2 separate regions of the Homo sapiens genome follow, and region 1 is linked to region 2. Evidence: read pairs that join two places in POLR2A ChIA-PET (ENCODE). Cell type or tissue: A673. All regions are shown on one strand. Links, peaks and the distances in the headings refer to the core of each region. The heading gives the core; the rest is flanking DNA. Region 1 overlaps ARID4A (AT-rich interaction domain 4A). Region 2 has its middle 130 kb from the start of SLC35F4.

Region 1 (2,923 bases), core at 96-2,595, 340 kb before region 2:
ACATATGTCATTTAGTGTAAGGACTAAGAGCCAAGACAGTATGTGTATTATAAGAATGCAATAATTAAATCTTGAGTAAATATTACATTAAATAATGTACATTATACTGCTTTTAGAAAAAGGTAGTATTACGCGATATGCTTTAGAAATATTTTAATCCAAAAGAATAAAAACCACAACCTCTTTTGTTCCCTAAAATTATTTTATTCCTAAAGGAATCACATATATATTTTCAGTTAGAAAAAAAAAAACAAACAACTACTGTAGATCCAGTACAGAGAACAGATTGGAGGAGGGCAAGCATGGATGTTGAAAGAACAATTAAGTTGTTATTGTTATTGCATTAGGCTAGGTAAAGAGAACAGTGGCTTGGAGTAAGATTGGCAGAAAGAAGAAAAGAAACCAAACGAAGTGGGCAAATTTGAGAGCTATTCGAGCAGGTAGAAGAGAATGGACTGGGTATCTGATTGGACAGGGGGTTAAGAGAAGAAGAATCAAGGTGACTTCTATGTATCTGGCTTGGACAGCTGGGTGGATGTTGCTTTTATCAAAATGAATTAAGGACAGCCAGGGAAAGGATAGGTTTAGGGAAAAAGAAGATGAACGCAGTCTTGCACATACTGAGTCTGAGTACGTACAAGTTAAGATGAAATCCTTGGCCGGGCACGGTGGCTCATGCCTGTAATCCCAGCACTTTGGGAGGCTGAGATGCGCGGATCACCTGAGGTTGGGAGTTTGAGACCAGCCTGACCAACATGGAGAAACCCCGTCTCTACTAAAAATACAAAATTAGCCAGGCATGGAGGTGCATGCCTGTAATCTCAGTTACTTGGGAGGCTGAGGCAGGAGAATTGCTTGAACCCAGGAGGCGGAGGTTGTGGTGAGCCGAGATCACGCCATTGCACTCCAGCCTGGCAAACAAGAGCAAAACTCTGTCTCTTAAAAAAAAAAAAAAAAAGATAAAATCCTCATTGGTTTGATATAAATGTCTTGAGCTAAGAAGAGACATCTTTGATGTACATATAGATATCAAGTCATTATATCATTTTAGATAGGAAGTAGGCCAAAAATGTGATGTCGTCATGGATATCAAGCATTCTAAGAAGTTAGGTATGTCAGAGGTACTGAATACTACTCAACAGTCAAATAGGATCAAGACAAAAATGTGTTTGGTTTAGTACAAAAGTTTGTTGGAGTCACTGGTGACCTTAGTAAAGTTGTTTTAGTTGTGGGAAATCAAGACACACTACAGTGAGTTAAGAGTAAAGGGGAGGTCATGAACAGTGTATGTAACTCTAAGCATTCTGGCCATGACGATGAAGAAGGAATGTAGTTATCTGGAGAGGAAAGCACAGAGGTTGTCTGAAGACTGGTGGAGGAAATATGGAGGGGTTGTCAGAAGGCTGGGAGAGATGTAAGCATGTTTTAAAAAGCTGATGAGAAGGATATAACTGAAAGGAGTAAGTTAAAGATGCAAGAAAAGAGAGAGTCGATAGTCTCTCTTTTCCTGAAAAGAGGAAGGGAATGAGATCCACAGCATAACCTGAGAGACTCATCTTATAGGGAGGACAAAACACTATCAATTGTGCCTTGAGCGAAAGAGAGCAGGCAAACAGGTTTACAGCATGCTCGCATCTGAAGCTCCCAATTTCTTTATGAAGTTGTGTGGAGTGGGTATAGGATTATTGGTTTAATGGAGGAAATAATGATTTGCTTACAGAAATTGGGAACTGACCAATAGTGCTGAAGGCCCAGTGGAATTTGGTAATCATAAAATTTAGAGTGGTACTATTCTTTCCTGTTTTACACCTACAGAAAATTTCAGGGCTCACATAAGAGATGATATATTCATAGTAAGGCACTTATAATTTCAGAGAACAGTTTTAACAACAGCCTGCCTAAAATAAATGATTACATGATTCTTGTATTTTATCAGTTAACTGAGCCTAGTAATTTTTCCCCATTTGAAAAGGTACACATTTTAATCATCAAGATGTCATTTAAATGCTATCAAATCCAAGATTTTTAGTACAAGTCAACTATATCATATGACCACAACTATAAAATGCATTGATATAAAAGTGTTTTCTTAATACATAAAAATATAGCTGTATGTAGCTATATTTTTGTGTACAAATGTGGAATCCTCATTAATCTGATTAGATGACCCTAACTGGGTTAGACTCTTACACTAACACTGTGAAGAAAGACTCTGCTAAATACATAAGGGCATTTTTGTTTGCTTAATGGGCTAAACTTTAAGATTTTAGCAAGTCAGTTGTCATATATGATTGCAAGCTAAAGTCCCAATTATTCATGGAAGGTTGGCTTTTTAGGATCTGCTTAGAAATGCTTCATTGGCAACTTAAGTTATTAGATATACTTAAAATATTAACATTACATTTAAAATATTCTTTAAATTCCACCAATTTAGCATGGATTTCCTAAGTTATCCAGCATTTACTGTAAGTTTATACCTAAAGTAATCTTGAATGACCACCAACAAATGCCTTTACAATCTACAAGGCATAAATATGCACAAATAATATGATTTAAACATCAAAAATAATATTCATGTTTCCATGAGTAAACAAACTCAAGTACTTATGATTTTTTACAATACTGGAATATAATCTTAGGCATTAATGTATCAGTGGTCCCTAAACAATTCCCAGTATTACAGAAATGGCAGTAGTTATTTAAAAATTCACTGAATTCAAATTTTCATTACTAAATAGGAAATTTTTAAAAGGGCCCAACCTATAAGCCTACTTATTATAAGCCAAAATGATTTTAAAAGCTAACACTGGTCACATTCCCCTTAATACTCAAGTTTTCTAAACAACCATCCATTTATTTTACCCTTAGAAAACTCTCCTATATTTATCCAAAGTAAATATAAATCAGGAATAAATGAATAATT
Region 2 (2,923 bases), core at 187-2,686:
AAAACAAAAATTTTTGTTAAGAGGGTAGATCTCACATTAAATGTTCTTAACACACACACACACAAACACACACACACACACACACACACACACACAAAAGAGACAAGGAGAGCAGTCCCCTGTAGGAAGAGACACTTTCCCTGGTCATGCTATCCAATAAATCACACCTGCTGTGGAGAAAGGAGAAAGGAAAACAAGGAAAGAGAAAAGGATGGAAGCTACTAGAAAAAGAATAGAAGGCTGGGATGGAGAGAAAAGGGTTTCTCCCATACCCCTGATGTCTTTTTCTCTAATTAGAAAAGACAGTGCTTTTCTTTCCAACCTCTTTAGTTTTTTCTTTCCCATAAGCTGTTTCTTTCAGTAGCTGCTAGCTTAATTTATATGCAATATTTGGAGTTAATTAGTATCCCAGGGTAACAGATTCCCTTAGCGATGCCTTAGCTGTGCCTTCAGCTGATAAACTGCCTCAAATACAATTTTCCAGAAACACTTTCTTAAAGTACCTGTATCTCTTAACATAGGTCAAAACTGTATGAAGAAATTTTAAAGCCAAGTTTTAGAACACATTTAAAGTAATTTTTGAAGAGTCAATTAAAAGTGGTTTTTCATTTTATGATTTTTTTCCCCAAATGCTAAGCGTTAAAAGCCAAAACATTTTATATAGGTATCCGAAAATTACATAGAGTGCATGGAGCATACTGAATACCTCGCTCTTCCTTCTGTGTCTGCCTCCAGGTGTCTTCTTCCTGTAGAAGTCCAAATGAAACACCTTATTTCCAATCACAGCCACAACCTGGGGGAGAAGAATCAAATCCTCCACAGGGATTGTGATTTCTGCAGATATGAATAATCCATGTTCCTACCAGCTGCCAAAAAAACAGCTTTTGGAAACAAGATGTACTATTTGGCGCAAGGTTATAGCTACGTGACATTTTGGCAAGACAGGCTTTTTTATGACCACAGAGGAATTTGAAGAGGCAGGAACACAACTGAAAAAAAATCTCTTCCCTTTATGGTATGTGAAGGTGTGGTTTCAAGCAAAGAAATATGGTAGAAGAAGATGGAGGAAAATCATAATGCAAGGCAAATATAAAAATGGCACAAAACATTAGAAAGTGCTGGAGGATGCCAAAGTTCTGAATGGACCAATGCTTGAAAAAATATAGAGAAAAGCAAGGAGAAGAATACAAATGAGGAAGATCATTAACAGGAGAAGGGACCATAAAGCTACACAAATCCATTTTGCCTCCACCTTCTCCATCAAATAATATTATCTCATAGTAGTTAGAATGAACATAGCTGGGGGTGGGGAACTGAAGTCCAAGATGGATGAGGAGGTAAAAGGTGCTTGGTTACTTTAAATGAGCTTAAGCTCAGTTAGATATCTTCTTTAATTGCACAGTCTTCAAATGACTGAATATAAACTTCTAGGAATAGGAAATAATTTGAAAGCAAAATAATGGTACTGACTTAGTAAAAGTCCCACATGTGCACATTTAGCACTCCTAGACTGATAAGCTGAAGATGAGCTGTGGAGAGATGTTGCCCTGATAATTATAGACTGGCAGTTAACATAGCTGGAAACATAATCCTGTTGCTTAATTTCTGCATGCAGAAAAAAACCCCAGCATTTATTTTGCAAGCCGCTGTAATACAAATGCACTGGGAGTGTCCTATTTGGGGTAATAGGTATATCTAACTCCCTTTTAATTAACCCAAATTTCTACCATGTGCATATAGGATAAAGAGAAGGAAGGAAGGAAGGAAGGAAGGAAGGAAGTAATTAAGGAATTCCCTCAGTAAGTAGCAGCAAAAGCACAAAGAAACAAGTCATTTGCTCCCATGTTCTAGTTTGTGTAAAAGCACAAAAAAATTGATGTAAAAAAACTTACATATTCCACCTAGTAAAGCAAATATCCTACTTTCTCTTTTCAAGAAGCAGCAGGAAAAGATCACTTATGTAAGTGATAACCATCAACAATTTGTAATATAGAGTATAAATTCTTCAGATGGATGTTGCTGAGAGGTGTAACCTTTTGTGGGTTAAGGATGGAGGAACTGAGGAGTAGAAACAGAAGAATTATCTGTGGGGGGAAAATCCTGTTATCTTTTTTCTCAAAGTGTATAGGTATAGGAATGGAGTGCAAGCAAAGTTGCAGGCAAAGTGGGCATCCACTTGGATTATTTTATTACCTTTAAGGTGGGTAGATCATCTGCTCTAGTCTCAAAAGAATAAACCTGGCATCAGTTCAGGAAACTGAGGTTTTTATTAACCAGTGTCATGTCCATCTCAATATTCTCTTCCTAATTAGCAGTCAAATAAAGGAAGGGACCAAAAGCATTTGAATCATTTCTCTAATTTTATGTCTCATGACATGGCCACAGCATTTGTGTAGTTCAGACTTCTTCATGACCAGACAGACTAAAGTAGGAAATTATAAGTAGTCTTCCAAAAAGGAATTTTGATACAAAACCTTCAATGGTCATTTTCCTTTATTTCCCTCTTTATGTAAGAGGTAAAGGAGGAGGAATAGGAAATGGTTTTGTGGTTGAACCAATCGAATCCCAAAGATTTGATTGGTTCTTTGCCGAGGAGGGTGAGGATGGCTAGAGACTCTATCTTCAGCAAACCAAGAACACTTGATATTGCTTCTGACTGAATCAGTATTTATTGAATGCCTTTTATGTGTCAGGTAATATGTTAAGTGTTGGGGGAGCCAAGACACAGTCCATGACTGGAAAGGGCTTATGGATTAGTAGGGAAGACAGAAAATGGGCAATTTCATATCAGAGACACTGGGATCCAGAAAAGGAATATCTAACTGGGTCAAGAAGATCAGGGATGCTTCTCCAGAGCAGGTAACATCAAACCTAAGGCCAGGAGGATGAGTGGGGTTATTCAGATAAAGGGGAGAAGGGGATA

The links. Peaks named below come from ENCODE experiments on the same cell type or tissue, not always from the same donor. Only the 100,000 strongest peaks of a DNase experiment are listed, where the experiment ranks them.
Region 1: POLR2A ChIA-PET joins it to region 2 with 5 read pairs; 1 of 35 experiments calls an interaction of 5 or more read pairs at or near these places.

What each region holds. Positions count from the first base shown.
Region 1 is chr14:58,333,347-58,336,269 of GRCh38, reverse strand. All of the region lies in intron 11 of ARID4A (AT-rich interaction domain 4A), which reads right to left. Among named protein-coding and RNA genes, the nearest start is that of ARID4A, 36 kb to the right of the region's middle. In A673, for the core only: no CTCF peak of the experiment used is centred there; no DNase peak of the experiment used is centred there.
Region 2 is chr14:57,997,662-58,000,584 of GRCh38, reverse strand. No RefSeq gene overlaps it. Among named protein-coding and RNA genes, the nearest start is that of SLC35F4, 130 kb to the right of the region's middle. In A673, for the core only: no CTCF peak of the experiment used is centred there; DNase peaks (open chromatin) are centred at 944 and 1,684; H3K4me3 peaks cover 428 bases; H3K27ac peaks cover 2,181 bases.